Regions from separate parts of the Homo sapiens genome. Here region 2 is linked to region 1. Evidence: chromatin contacts called from ENCODE POLR2A ChIA-PET data. All regions are on one chromosome and are shown on one strand. The core of a region is the stretch at or near the end of the contact, and the rest is flanking DNA. Distances in the headings are between cores, read along the strand shown.

The links. ChIA-PET counts read pairs that join two places held with the same protein, here RNA polymerase II (POLR2A).
Region 2: POLR2A ChIA-PET joins it to region 1 with 11 read pairs in naive thymus-derived CD4-positive, alpha-beta T cell. The contact joins the promoter of FGF1 here to the enhancer-like site in region 1. POLR2A ChIA-PET finds 5 or more read pairs at or near these places in 2 of 52 experiments (activated T-cell and naive thymus-derived CD4-positive, alpha-beta T cell).

Annotation. Positions count from the first base shown.
Region 1 is chr5:142,060,380-142,067,501 of GRCh38, reverse strand. No RefSeq gene overlaps it. Among named protein-coding and RNA genes, the nearest start is that of NDFIP1, 45 kb to the left of the region's middle. Within about 2 kb of position 3,506, at least 16 of the 41 ENCODE cell types and tissues checked have a DNase peak (open chromatin) inside an H3K27ac peak, as active enhancers do.
Region 2 is chr5:142,681,973-142,689,094 of GRCh38, reverse strand. FGF1 (fibroblast growth factor 1) reads left to right here and starts at 3,005. Exons shown (of 4, transcript NM_000800.5): 1 at 3,005-3,138. RefSeq lists enhancers at 2,537-2,562, 3,662-4,531 and promoters at 2,489-3,059, 2,196-3,059.

The sequences.
Region 1 (7,122 bases), core at 2,257-4,756:
CAGCCTCCCAAGCACCTGGGATCACAGGTGCATGCTACCATGCCCAGCTAATATTTTTTAGAGATGGGATTCCCAATGCTTCTTGGCCTTTTGGATAAGATCAAGTGTACAGATGGGGTTTCCCCATGTCACCCAGGCTAGTCTCGAACTCCTAAGCTCAAGCAATCCGCCTGCGTTGGCCTCCCAAAGTTCTGGGATTATAGGCACGAGCCACCGCTCCCAGCCTTGAGACTATTTTTTTAATGGAGAGGTCATTTTTGTTGTTTTCCTACATGAGACCATATTCTGTGTACTCTACAACTTGCTTTTTTCATTTAACATTTTGTTTTAGACATAATCCCACTTAAAGTATATAGATCTATTTCATTCTCTACAATGATCACATTACTATTTTATTGTATGGACATACTATAATTTATTTAGACATTTTCCTCTTGGCTGGGTGCAGTGGCTCACACCTGTAATAACAATAATAATAACAATTATTATTATTATAATATATAAAAAACAGAGGTTAAATTAGAATGTATTGAAAACAGTGAACACAGAGATTGGCAGGTAGTAAGTTAGTTCACATCATGTCCAAGAGGATCTCACCTTCCACACCGGAAAATGACCCATCAAGGTGTTTATCTTACAAAAGAGCAGGTATTGCCCTAAGTGAGTTGTGCCACCAACCTAGGACATCCAACAGTTAGCTTTTAACATAATTACTTTCTTCCCTGTTAGTGTGTTGTAAGAAAGCTTCCTTTCGACTTAACACTTTAGAAATGTTGCTTATAAAATGCTTCAGTTCTCAGGGATTTCATGGTGAAAATGAAAGATGCTCTTGGATAACTTGAATGTGTCATCCAGGCCAACAGAGCTGAGATGCAGTGCAATTTCTCCCCCGCCTCTGCTATCATCCCTCCCTTCACAGATGGCACCTCCACTCACCCAAGTTTCAATCAGACTCTGGGAGTCATCCTTGAGTCCCCTTTTCCTTGTCCTCCACCCTCGGTCCCTCAGCAAGTCCTGCTGGGCTTACCTGCAAATCCTCTGTCTCCATCCATACCAGCACAGGCAGCCCTTCAGCTCTCACCTGGGCCAGCGCAGTGGTTTCCTCATGGGTCCCCTGCTTCAACTCTTGCCTTCCTGCAGGAAGTCCATTGTCCCCTAGGCTAGCAGAGGGAGCATTTAAAAGCATCAGTGGGATCACTCCCCTCTTGTGCTTAAAGGCAACCAGTGCTTCCTATTGCCTTCAGAGTGAAAACCAGACTCCATGACAAGGCTCTGCTTATCCCAGCCCGCCTTTCTCCAGCCCTGGCTTCTGCTGCTGCCCCTGACCCCCTCATTTCTCTGCCCCTAATGCCATGGCCCGCCGCTCTGAGCCTTTGCACTTGCTCTTCCTTGGACCACTCCCAACACCTGTAGCTCCTTCTCAACTTCAGAAAGACCTTTCCTGACCATTCATTCTAAATCAGTCCAGCCTTAATTTCTCTGGATCATGTCGCCTGTTTATTAGCATCTGAGTCTCTCTCTCTTTCTACTTATTTGTGTGCTGTGTTCTCCCCAACTAAACTGGAGGCTCCCTGAAGGCAGGAGCCTCGTCTGTCTTTTTCACTGCTCTGGCCCAGCATTTTGTGCGGTATATACTTGCTGAATGAATGAACAAATGAATGAATGAATCAATGAGGAAAATGAAGAGGAAATCCCAGGGGAATATATGGTCTGAGGAGATACTCAAGGTAGGGGTGCCAAGGGAATTGCCACTCCATACAGAAGCCTGGTTCCTCCCTGTGAGGGAGTCTGGGTGGGAGCTGATCTGAGCCAGAGGCATTGGCCGTGGAGTCCAGGGGTCTCCTGTGTGGCTTCCTGAGATGGCAGAGGGAGTATCCCCACCCTGCCCCCATCAGAAATACCCAGACTGCTGGAGCAAAAGGGCACAGCTGCTGCCTCCAATGCCGATTTCCACACAGCCACTGCCTTCTTCCACCAACCACAGAGCCCCTGAGTTGCCATAGCAACAGAGGACTGCACCAGAGTCCAAATAGGGATGTCTGCATTTCCCGGCACTTCTGGCTGGGGAGGCAGGGGGTGGTCAGTCCACAGCTGTGCCTATGCCCTGTCTCTGACCTGTCCTGGTCTCTAAGCAAAGCACCCTCCTCTGCCTTTCCACCCTCATTTCACTTCCTCACTTGAAAATCTTAAGAAGAGGATCTGGAAAAATAACTAACAGGTACTAGGCTTAATACCTGGGTGATGAAATAATCTGAACAACAAACCCCCATGACACATGTTTACCTATGCAACAAACCAGCACATGCACCCTTGAACTTAAAAGTTAAAGAAAAAAAAAAAGGCCGGGCGTGGTGGCTTACGCCTGTAATCCCGGCACTTTGGGAGGCCGAGGCAGGTGGATCACCTGAGGTCAGGAGTTCGAGACTGGCCTGGCCAAAATAATGAAACCCCGTCTTTACTAAAAATACAAAAAATTAGCTGGGCGTGGCAGCCTGCACCTGTAATCCCAGCTACCTGGGAGGCTGAGGCAGGAGAATTGCTTGAACCCAGGAAGTGGAGGTTGCAGTGAGTCAAGATCGCGCCACTGCACTCCAGCTTGAGGGACAGAGAGAGACTCTGTCTCAAAAAAAAAAAAAAAAAAAAAAATTAAAAAAAAAAGTCTCAGGAAGCACTCATGTCAGGATCTTCTCTGCTTTCTCTCCGCACTGTGGAAGGAGAGGGGAGGGATGGCCTTGTCTTTGTGTCCTGTCCAGGCCCACAAATTGGACAAAAGAACAAAGGAGCAGGATTCTCTGATATCTCACAGCTCTCAAGCCTGCCTAAAGAATGTTTTCTTTTTAAATACCACTTGGTTAGTCTAGCTGGTCACCTCCTGGAGTTTTTTAGTTTCTATCAACTGCCTTTTTGGTACCCCTAAAGAAACTCCTGAAGAAGCAAAACCTGCCTTTTACTCCCCAGAAGCTAAGAGCCTTTTGGAGGAGCTGCTGTTGTTGTCTGTCAGAATAACAACAACAGCATCTACCACTCACTAAGTGAATGTGTGACATGCATCACTTCTCTCCATCCTTACAACCGCCCTGCGAAAAAGGTGTTAGTAGTCCCATTTTGTATGTAAGGAAACTGAGGTCACATAGCTGCTAAGAGGCCACGCTGCAATCTGAGCCCTGGACTCTCAGACTCTGAATCCCAGGCCATTGGCCGCTGCTTTATGTTGGGAGGCACAGCCAGCTCCATGGAATGACATATTTAGCTTCCCCAGCCCCAGCCAGTCCCCTGGGTCCTCACGTGGCTCCCTCCCAGCCATGGTGGCTAGCAGTTGTTGGCTCTGTCCCCATGCCACGTCACCCCCACAGGGATCTGATGGCAACTCGCTCAAAGTGGGAACAAAGGCAGCATTTTTAGCCCCTTCTTTAGAAACCTTGACTCCTTGCCACATACGCGGCCACTCGGATTGGCTGTTACCATGGTAACTGGCTGCCGCTCTCTGTCCAATTATGTCAGCCCTGAACTGCAGGGCTTCCGTGCCCATTTCCTGCCCGATCTCCCCAGCCTGCCAGCCCAGCCCCTCTGACCTCCAGGCAGCTTTGAATGCCTATGCTTTCTAATTACAGCTGCCTTTCAATGCCCCTGTCCTTTCTGAACCCTTTGTAATCTGCATGGAACTTCTCCCAACAGCCCATTGTCACACTCAGCTCCCTGGCCCTTTATCTGTGGTTTCTATAGCATTGATTGTGTATCTGGCCTTGTACCCAGCATACACACACGCCCCAAAGGGCACACAGCTTGGGCACAGAAATTTCAAACATCCCAGGCTCAGTGCCTGGCACTGAGATGTTTCTCCTGCAATTGTGACCTCGTTGGGGGTCTCAGTGGTCTGATTTCAAGCCATCTTCTTTGTACATTCATTTGTTCATTCAATGACTCATGAGCACCTATGATGTGCCAGGCACTAGGGATACCAAGTTAAACAAGACAAAATGGAACTTTACATTTTTGGGGGGTGCAGGGGTGATCAATGTAAACACGTAAGCAATTAAGTAAATACATGTAATTTTGGATCATGTTAAGCACGGTGAAGAGAAAGAAATGAGGGACCCCAATTCTGGGATGGACACTTGCTTCTGTCCTCACTCAAGCTCCCCACTTCCAGCCAGAGGGGTTCACCAGATGAAGGGGGTGAGGAGGAGGTGCTTGGTGTCCATTGGGCACTTTGGATGCAAGTGGCAGAGACCAAAGTTCAGCAGCTTAGGGAAAAGGGTGCTCTGGGCAGAGCTGCAGCTGGAGCTCTGAGGCCTGAAAGTCACCAAGACTCAGTTATCGTCTCTTCTCTCTGCATCCCTCTCAGACGTCAGCTTCCTTTCCTCTCCTTGCAGCAGCTTTTCTTTTCTTTTAATTTTTAAATTTTATTACTATTATTACTATTTTTGACACAGAGTCTTACTCTGTCACCCAGGCTGGAGTGCAACGGCATGATTTCGGGTCACTGCAACCTCCACCTCCCGGGTTCAAGCGATTCTCCTGCCTCAGCCTCCCAAAGTAGCTGGGACTATAGGCGCCCGCTGCCACACCTGGCTAATTTTTATATTTTTGGTAGAGACAGGGTTTCACCATGTTGGCTGAGTTGGTCTCGAACTCCTGACCTCAGGTGATCCACCCACCTCGGCCTCCCAAAGTGCTGAGATTACAGGCTTGAGCCACCATGCCCGGCTAGCTTTTCCCACATGACAGAAAGCATGGCTGTGGACAGATCCTATGAATTTTACCTTTCACTGCCTCAGTCATGGGAGACAGCCTGACCTCAAGCATTCTTGAAGTCTAAGAGACAGAAACCAAGGGAAGAGGCTTAATGGCCCAGGTCAGAGGTTCCCATACCTGGACTAATCAACTAAGCCCAAGGATGGGATCAGAGTACAGACAAGGAGGCTCCCTGGTTTCTGGCTAGCCCTCTGTGGTTGCAGAAGGCAGACAATCCCAGCATCTAGAACACCCTTGCAAAGTGAAACTCCCCTAGGTATGTGCCCTTCACTCCCTCACCTCATCCCACCCAGCCCTACCCCTGCTTTCTTACTTTCACAGTCTCACTTCTGCTCCTGAGAGGCAATCTTATGGCCTATGCTCCAGCTCAGTCCCAACTCTTTAAAATAAATAAATAAATAAATATATAATTTTTAAAAATTTATATTATTGACTAGAGTCACCCTGTTGTGCTATCAAATAGTATGTCTTATTCATTCTTTCTATTTTTGTACCCATTACCCAACCCCCGCCTTCCCCCTACTACCTACTATGTCCATGAGTTTGTTTTGATTTTTAGATCCCAAAAATAAGTGAGAACATGCAAAAAATTAAAATTAAAAATTAAAACAAAATTTTTGTGGGGATAGAGTCTTGCTCTGTTGCCCAGACTGGAGTGCAGTGGCGGGATCATAGCTCACTGCAGCCTTGAACTCCTAGGCTCAAGTGATCCTCCCACCTCAGTCTCCGGAGTAGCTGTGACTACAGGCATGCACCACCATGCCTGGCTTTTTTTTTTTTTTTTTTTTTTTTTTTGTAGAAACAGGGTCACATCACCTTGTCCAGCCTGGTCTTGAACTCCTGGGCTCAAGCCATCCTCCCACCATAGCCTCCCAAAGTGTCGGAATTACAGGTGTGAGCCACTGCACCCAGCCTCAGTCCCGACTCTTAAGGTCAGTCTTTGAGGTTGACCTCAAGTGAGTCCCACTCACTTCATGCATGACCCCAAGTCACCACCAACACCAGGCTACTGTATACAGCAGGTTTTACTGAAGGTCTGGGGGTGACAGATGGGGAACATCCCATAGCTCACAAGACCAACTTATGCTCCAACAGAATCATTTCTCAGTCTTCCAGGGCTCAGACTAAGGATGTTGCATTGTTTGCTCATTGACTTCTCCCCCAGGGTGCACCCTGAAATTCCTTGTTACTTTCTAATGCAGAAGTATTCAGTTTTCAGCTTCCATCCAAATCAAACTCCTGAGCCTACCTTGGCATAGTCTCAAAATACATTAAGTGCTTTGCTAAACAAAGGAATCTTCATTGTGAGCCTCCAAAGGACAGGAGAAGCTTTGGAGCTGTAGTTATTTTTTAAAATTTATCTGCTCTCAAATTCTTAGGGGTCCTATTCCCAAAGACCACAGCAAACACAGGAGGTGGGATGGAGCAGGGTTCACACATGCACTCTGATGTGGCCCCAGGATAAAGTGCTGTCCCACTCAATATTCAATAAAGTGCTTTCCCCCTCTTGTAAGGTTGATTGGGGAAACTTAGATGTGTTATATTTTACTATGTCTCCTATCTTAGTCTGTTGTGTGCTACTACAATAGAATACTTAAGATTGAGTAATTTATAAAGAACATAGGTTTATTTCTACTGTTCTGGGAAGTCCAAGGTCAAGGGTCCTGAGTGTAGCAAAGGCCTTCTTGTTCCCATGGCAAAAGGTGGAAAGCAAGAAAGTGTGGGAGAGAGCCAAAGAGCAAGAGATGGAACTTGCAGCCTCAAGCCCTTTTATAATTGGCATTCATTCATTCATGGGGGTGGAGCCTTCATGACCTAAACATCTCCCATTAGGCCCCATCTCCCAACACTGTGGCACCGTGGATTAAGTTTCCAATACAATGCTTTTTGGGGAGACACATGCAAACCATGGCAAGGACAGGAGTGGGAGTGGGAGAGTTCATATATCCTGATGTGGCCCCAGGATAAAGGGCTGCTCCCCTCAATGCTGAGCTTTTGTAAGGTTGATTGGGAAAAACTTGTATGTGGTATAACTCACTATATATCCTTTGGGGTTAGATCAGTGCTGCATGCTCAGATCCCTTAGCCTTCCTTTGAGGGATGGGTTCAACAAGCTACATACCAGCCCAAACCCTGACAGTAACACAAAGGAAGAATGAATGGCTCCCAGACTGTAGAGGTGGGGGACACCTCAGCAAGAGACACAGATGGGAGAAGAGAAAGACTTATGAAACATGGAGAGAGTCACTCCCATTGTGGGTTCTATTTTCCAGCTGAAGAAGTTCAAGTGCATGCTTGCATTTCCAGAGCCTACCCTTTTGCCTCTCAGAGCTATGGGATCTGAAAATGCTAAAATTCTAAGAGTCA
Region 2 (7,122 bases), core at 1,756-4,255, 620 kb before region 1:
AAGACACCAGGGCTTATGTTCTGCCTGGAGAGAAAAAAAATGTATATATTGGGGGCATTTTGAACCCTGTTGATTCAATAATGCTCTGCTTCTTTCATGCTGGTACAGTTAAAATGTGATAGTTATATGTCTGATTTTCAGAGACACTGAGCACAAAATAAGTAAAACCACAGAACCACCACATTCTACCTTTGTTGCCCTTCTAAAGCTCTTAGGAGAGGTGTAGAGCCACTTTCTGTAATAGCAGCTGCCTAAGTGCTCTGCATTGAGTCCATCTGTTAGGATGCGAAAGGAAAAATCTCACCTCTGGCAAGAGCCACAACATTTTAGATGTGGATGACTCCGGGGCAAGCCCACGTCTCTGTGGATAAACCTACTAGAATTTTTTTTGGTCCTCCAAACCTGTAATTTTCTTCCTTTCTCCAGGGACCCCTCTGCAGTACTAGCAGCCTCTCCTACAAGGTTTTATCAGGGCAGAAATGGCTTTTAAAGTGGTGTAAGAGCTTTGGAGGAAGACATGATTTCTGTTACATGTTCTGCATACGATCTAGCATATTGTGGATGCTTAATAAGCAGCTTCGACGGCTATTATTTCCACTGACTATTTCCAGGCACAGAGCTGGAGGGCTATTCTGAGACCAGACTTTTCGACTAGGTCATTGCAAAGTCCCTTCCTACTCTAAATAACAGTGGGGCTGAAAAGCATTCACATGATCATGTCTCCAGACTGGGAAAAATCTCAATATATGTTATTTAAAAGGTAAATCTAGATAGTAACAGAAGTTCAAATAAATGTAGAAATTGAAGGATATTATAATGAAATTTTAAAAAATTTCCACATTGGCGGGAATTATATTACAGTAAATACCTTAACTGAGGATTATTTCCCAGTATTTGGACAGTAATATTGCCAAACACCCAATATGCAGTAGATAAATTAGCATATGTCAGTAGCTAGGGATTATATTTGCCTAAAAGCTGTGTGTGTATGTGTGTGTGAGTGTGTGTGTTTAAACAGGGTTTCACAACTGGACATAATGGAGAAATAAAATAAAATAATGACTTGCATTTGCATTCCCTGCGTTCAAGGTGCTCGAACACACTTGGACACATTTGATTGTCATGATAATCCTGTGAGTTTGCAGGGAAGATATGAGTAGGAAAGTCTCATTAATTTCCACTAGGAGGGGGGGAATCTGGAGCCCTTGGGCTGAATTGCCCAACAATGGCCAACCACACAGTGCAGGCAGGTTAACACGGGGTTAACCTAAAGCAGGGAGACCTGGTTTTAGTCACAATGAGGACTTTAACTAAGGGTACCACCTGAGTGAGTCTCTGAGTCTGCATCTCTGTCCTTAGGATTTTTAGGGTATTTTCTAACTTTCAAGTCTATCATTTCACGTAGTTAAAAAGGGTTAACATGCATACTACATCTAGCATAATGATTCTTTAATACTTGGAAAACCATTGTCCAAAATATTTTCTTTAAGGATTCAGAAGGCCCTTTGGAAACTTGCAGATACTCAGGAAGATTATTATGTTTTAAAGCAAATTATCAGTATCCTTTGCAGGTGTAGAAGTGGTAGTTCATGAGGGTTCCAATTAATAGGGTCTCAAGAAATCAACATTTTCTGTATATTCAAGTCCCTTTTGGGAGCTGCTGCTTATCCGTGATTGGAGTTCTGTGATGATTGAGCCTCTAGCTCTTTAGTACAGGACACGAGCTCCTTCTCCAAGGCTCATCCCTTCAGAAGGCACATGGATGGCTTCCCCACACCCCCATGCTCTGTGGGGAGTGTGGGGAACAAACTGCAACTCCATCCTCTCTACACCTAAGCAACTACCCAGAGGAGGTAGAGACTGGAGAGCATATTTCTAGTTCTGACAGGTCGATCTGTACCTCTCTACCTGAATCATCAGGTGAGCAGGCTTGTGTACATACATGGGAGTGCATGCGTGCACACACACACACACACACACTCATGCCTTCTGGGCTCAAACGCCTGCATAAGCAGGAGCGACTCTTCAATTATTGGAAACTATTAATCATGTTTTCATTTGGTTTCTTCAAAGACAGCTCTTGATCCATATCCTTTCAGTCCACCTTATTCCCCACCTTCTAGCCAAAGAGTTATTTGTCCAGACAGCTCCCTCCCTTCCTTACCCTGTCCTGGCCAGAAGTCTAAAGAGGATGTCCATGGCCCATTGAAGAATTTCCCACCCCTGAAGTTGAGCTCACCTGAGGATTCACCTCATCCAACGGGGACAGGCTTGAACAGTGGAGAGGGAGGACAGAGCTGCCACCTCTGCAGCCCCTCGCCAGTCCCAACCTGGATGGCTTTTGCCTCGATTGACTTCGTAAAATGCCATTTGTAGGGCTTGGCTCTGGGGATGGCACAGACAGACACACACACGCACACATACACGTTGCCACACACAGACACCTACACCCCATGCAGGGATGCCAGATGACAGAACAGAAAAGGCCTCCCTTTCATCCAGCAGCCTTCTGACTCCAGAGGAGAGTCTCCGAGCCACGACCTGCTGTTTCCCTGGCAACTCAGGCCTCAAAATAAACAGGATTCTGCTCAGACGGGCCAGAAGTCCATTCGGCTCACACATTTGCCCCAAGACAAACCACGTTAAAATAACACCCAGGGTAGCTGCTGCCACCGTCTTCTGTCTCTACCTCCCTCCTGGCTGGCCAATGGCTCTGTGTTCCTGGGCCTGCTGCTGGCTGTCCAGAGTAGGGGTTGCTTAGAGCTGTGTGCATCCCTGCGGGTGGTGTGGGAGTGGGCGGTTGTCTAAAGGCAGGTCCCCTCTACTGATAAACAAGGACCGGAGATAGACCTAGAGGCTGACATTCTTGGCTCCCCCAGCCTACACCCCCCCCACCTCGATTTCCCACAGAGCCCTAGGGACGGGTAGCCAGCTCTGTGGCATGGTATCTGGAGGCAGGCCAGCAACCTGATGTGCATGCCACGGCCCGTCCCTCTCCCCACTCAGAGCTGCAGTAGCCTGGAGGTTCAGAGAGCCGGGCTACTCTGAGAAGAAGACACCAAGTGGATTCTGCTTCCCCTGGGACAGCACTGAGCGAGTGTGGAGAGAGGTACAGCCCTCGGCCTACAAGCTCTTTAGGTAAGAATCAGGGCATCTGATCTGGGAAACAGAGCAGGTTATAGCTGAGGTTGTGTGTGTGTGTGTGTGTGTGTGTGTGTGTTTTGTGTGTGTGTCCAAGTGCAAATGTAATGCTACTTGGAGAAGAAAGAAAATGTTTCAAGCAGATAGCACTGGAACCAGGACTCCTGCAAGTGAATCTCAAGAAGCTCACCTTTGGCTGGGTTTAAACCATGGTGCAGACTGCTCTGGGGGAAGGGCATGCTGATGTCACAGACATGTAAAAATAGTACTTCTAGTTTAGAGACTGCAAAAATATGAATGCACCATGCCGCCACATTATCTCCATTCCTCCAGTGCCCGCCTGACACTGGCCCTGAATCAGGGCTGGAGGGGGCAGGCATTTCTCATTTACTAAAGTGCTGGATGCAGCCCTTGAGGTTCGGCAGAAGCAGAAAGCTGCGGTGAGTCTGGCTGTGGTGAGTGTGGCTAGCATTATCGTGCTGTGTCACACTAGCTCTCTCTTGGGAAGCCTGGATATTCAGCTGCCTTGGAAAAGCTGTCCACATGGTGGGCAGCTTAGATTTTATTAACCTTTTGATATAGAAGTCAGGCTGAAGTTTAGGATTATCTGGGTGTGTCAGCTCAGGGTTTTGGTAGGGTGGTATTCCCATGGCCCCATGGTCACTCGGATTACTTCTTTCCTTCCTTTCTGATCTTGGAATATCACATCCTCGTTTCAGTACCCCTCCGATGGGCACTAGGAAAGAAGGAGTCAGAATGGACAGAGTCTCTGGCACATACACTATCCACACCCACATCACAATTACATGCCAAAGGTATGCAAGGCTGCTGCAGAGGAGCACTTCAGAAATGCAGCCCTCCAGATACTGAGATGGAAATTTCAGGCATTTAATCAAGTACGCACTTTTCAGAGACCCAAGGGAGGCCCAAGGGCTCACTCTGCCTCAGCAGAATTCAAACACTCCATTATTCTCTAGCTATGTTACATCCACCCACCACCCCACCACCCCCGCTTGCCTCCCTCCTTTCTGCACTGGTGACTGGCACTTTTCCTTTCATTCTCTACAGGGATGCGATTGTTTACGAGTTAGCTCCCCGACCCAGTGGGAGGACTTGAGCATCCCGGCTGAGGGCGAGCCAGGCTGCCCCTCCACCAGCTCTGTGTAACAGTGAGCCAGCAGCAGTGGCATCAGGGCTGAAAGGAGTGGGCCTCGCTTTGGGAAGTGATGTCTAGTGAAGGGTGGCCAGCAGTTTACTGGAGCTGTTTGTCAGTGTGGATGACTGAGGATTTTGGTGGAGACTCTGATTCACAGTCGCAAATTCCCTTTTCCTTTGTTTTCTTTGTGTTGGTCTTTGAGGGCTTCCGAGGAAAGTCCCCTCTTGAGATGTTGATCTGAAGGCAAGATCAACAATTTGCTGTTGGCAGAGGGACTCAGAGAGACTTTCTTCTGTTGCCCCTGCCTTTGTTAGTGTGAATAAATGGGTTTGCAAATGAAGTATGTAATCCAAAGCAAACTTAGTATGCAAAACTTTAAGAGAAAACACAATGAGTTTCTTTTAAATTCTCTCTCAAATCTGCTGTTTACATATGACTTGACTAGTTCTGCAAAGGATCAAGGAAGCCATATCTGGTTAAGTGGTTTGACTTTACAGGTGAGTAGCACCAGCCATGATGATAACATTCAGTGGAGATGGTGGGCGGACATCCATATGCCGTATCTACATTGAAGGGACATCTCATCTTGGGACAGTGCAGCCACTCACTTAGGTGACATGCATTCTGTGAACTACACATAAACTATTAGGATCTTGGGACTGCTGTTACAGGAAAGAGATCCAGACCCCAAGAGAGGGTTCTTGGATCTCAAGCAAGAAAGAAGTCAGGGCGAGTCCGCAGTGCAAAGCAAAAGCACTTTCTTTTTATTAAGAAAGTAAAGTGGTGAAAGCACAGCTGCTCCACTGACAGAGTAGGGTGTTCCCAAAAGTAAGAGGAGGAACACATCCATCCTAGGTACCATGCTCGTATATATAGGATTTTAAAAAGATCATGGGGAGATGTGCTCTGCTACAAGGGTTTGTGATAAAGGATAAAGGATTAATTTTCTTTTCCTTTTTTTTTTTTTTTTTTTTTTGAGACAGAGTTTCACTCTTGTTGCTCAGGCTGGAATGCAATGGCACAATCTCGGCTCACTGCAACCTCCGCCTCCCGGGTTCAAGCAATTCTCCTGCCTCAGCCTCCCAAGTAGCTGGGATTACAGGTGTGCGGCACCATGCCCGGCTAATTTTGTATTTTTATTAGAGACGGGGTTTCTCCATGTTGCTAAGGCTGGTCTCTAACTCCCAATGTCAGGTGATCCAACCGGCCTCCCAAAGTGCTAGGATTACAGGTGTGAGCCACTGCACCTGGCCTAATTTTCTTAATTACTATATTTTGCAAGAATCCATATTATCTTTAAAGCAAAATTAGGAATGCATTTGTTCTCAAAATATCGGGCTACCTGGAGACTCCCAAGTCTGAGTCTGTGTAGTAAACATTATCAATCTATTCCCTTAACCATAAATATCTGGAGTCTAGGAATGCCTAATTTTCTGGGAATGCAGCCCAGCAGGTCCCAGCCTCATTTTCCCAGCCCTCACTCAAGATGGAGTTGCTCTGGTTCGAACGCCTCTGACACTGTCAGCCTGTATGCTAGCTCCCAGGGGTTAGGTATTGTGCAGAGTGGACACACCCATTTCCACCTCATTAAATAAGCAGTGCATGGCTAATGCAGTATCCCTTGATTTAGGTTGCTGGAAAAATAATCTGAAGTTGTTTGTGCCACAGGCATACCATGCTTTAGGTAAATCTAACATCTATACATGTGGGTGAGAGTACTTTTTCTGAAGAAAGGGTTCACTAATCAACAAATGTTCAAGTACCAGCAAGGCGTCCCCATCTTGAGATATGACTGGATCCAGCCCAAACAACCACAGAGAAGGAAGGGGACTGATTGGGTGGGCAGGTAACAGAGAATGGGCCTGGGCTAGCGTGTCCAACTCAGCGGAAAGATAAGCAAAGGAGTCCAAGGTACAGGAACAAGAACAAGCATCTGGGCCAGTGGCCTACAGGGAGAGAAAAGGGGAGGGAAGGAATAGCAATTATTTTGATTATTAAATACACCATGGTTTAAACCCAGCCAGAAGTGAGCTTCTTGAGTTCACTTGCAAGAATCCTGGTGCCAATGCTAACTGCTTAAAACATTTCTCTGTCTTTAACTTTTTCGTTGTTTTCCCCTTTCCTTTTTAATAATTAAATTATACTACTTACGAGAGGGAGCATAACACATTAGCTAAGTACATAGATTCTGTAGCTGGGCTGCCTGGGATCCAAATTCTGCCACTTATTAGTCCTGTGACTTTGGCCCTTGGTTTCCTCATCTGTAAAGTGGGGGTAATAAAGTACCAGCCTTGTTATGGAAGGAATCAAATGAGTAATGCCCTTATCAGCACAGGGTCTAGCTCATAGTGAGTACCATGTATTTGCTATTATTATTATTATTATTCAAAGGTGAATTCTAAAAAGGCTGCTTTGGCCAGGTGCGATGGCTCATGCCTGTAATCCCAGCACTTTGGGAGGCCAAGGCGGGTGGATCACCTGAGGTCAGGAGTTCAAGACCAGCCTGGCCAACACGGTGAAACCCCATGTCTACTAAAAATACAAAATTACCTGGCATAATGGCACACACCAGTAATCCCATCTACTTGGGAGGCTGAGGCAGGAGAATCACTTGAACCTGGGAGGCAGAGTTTGCAGCGAGCCGAGATCGCGCCATTGCGCTCCAGCCTGGGTGACAAAAGTGAAACTCTGTCTCAAAAAAAAAAAAAAAAATAGAGGAGAAAAGGCTGCTTACAAGTCCATTTGTTCCAAAGCCCAAAGTGACACTCTATAAGTGACCCCTGGTGCCACTGCTAGGGTAGCTTGGAGACACATTTGCTTTGGCA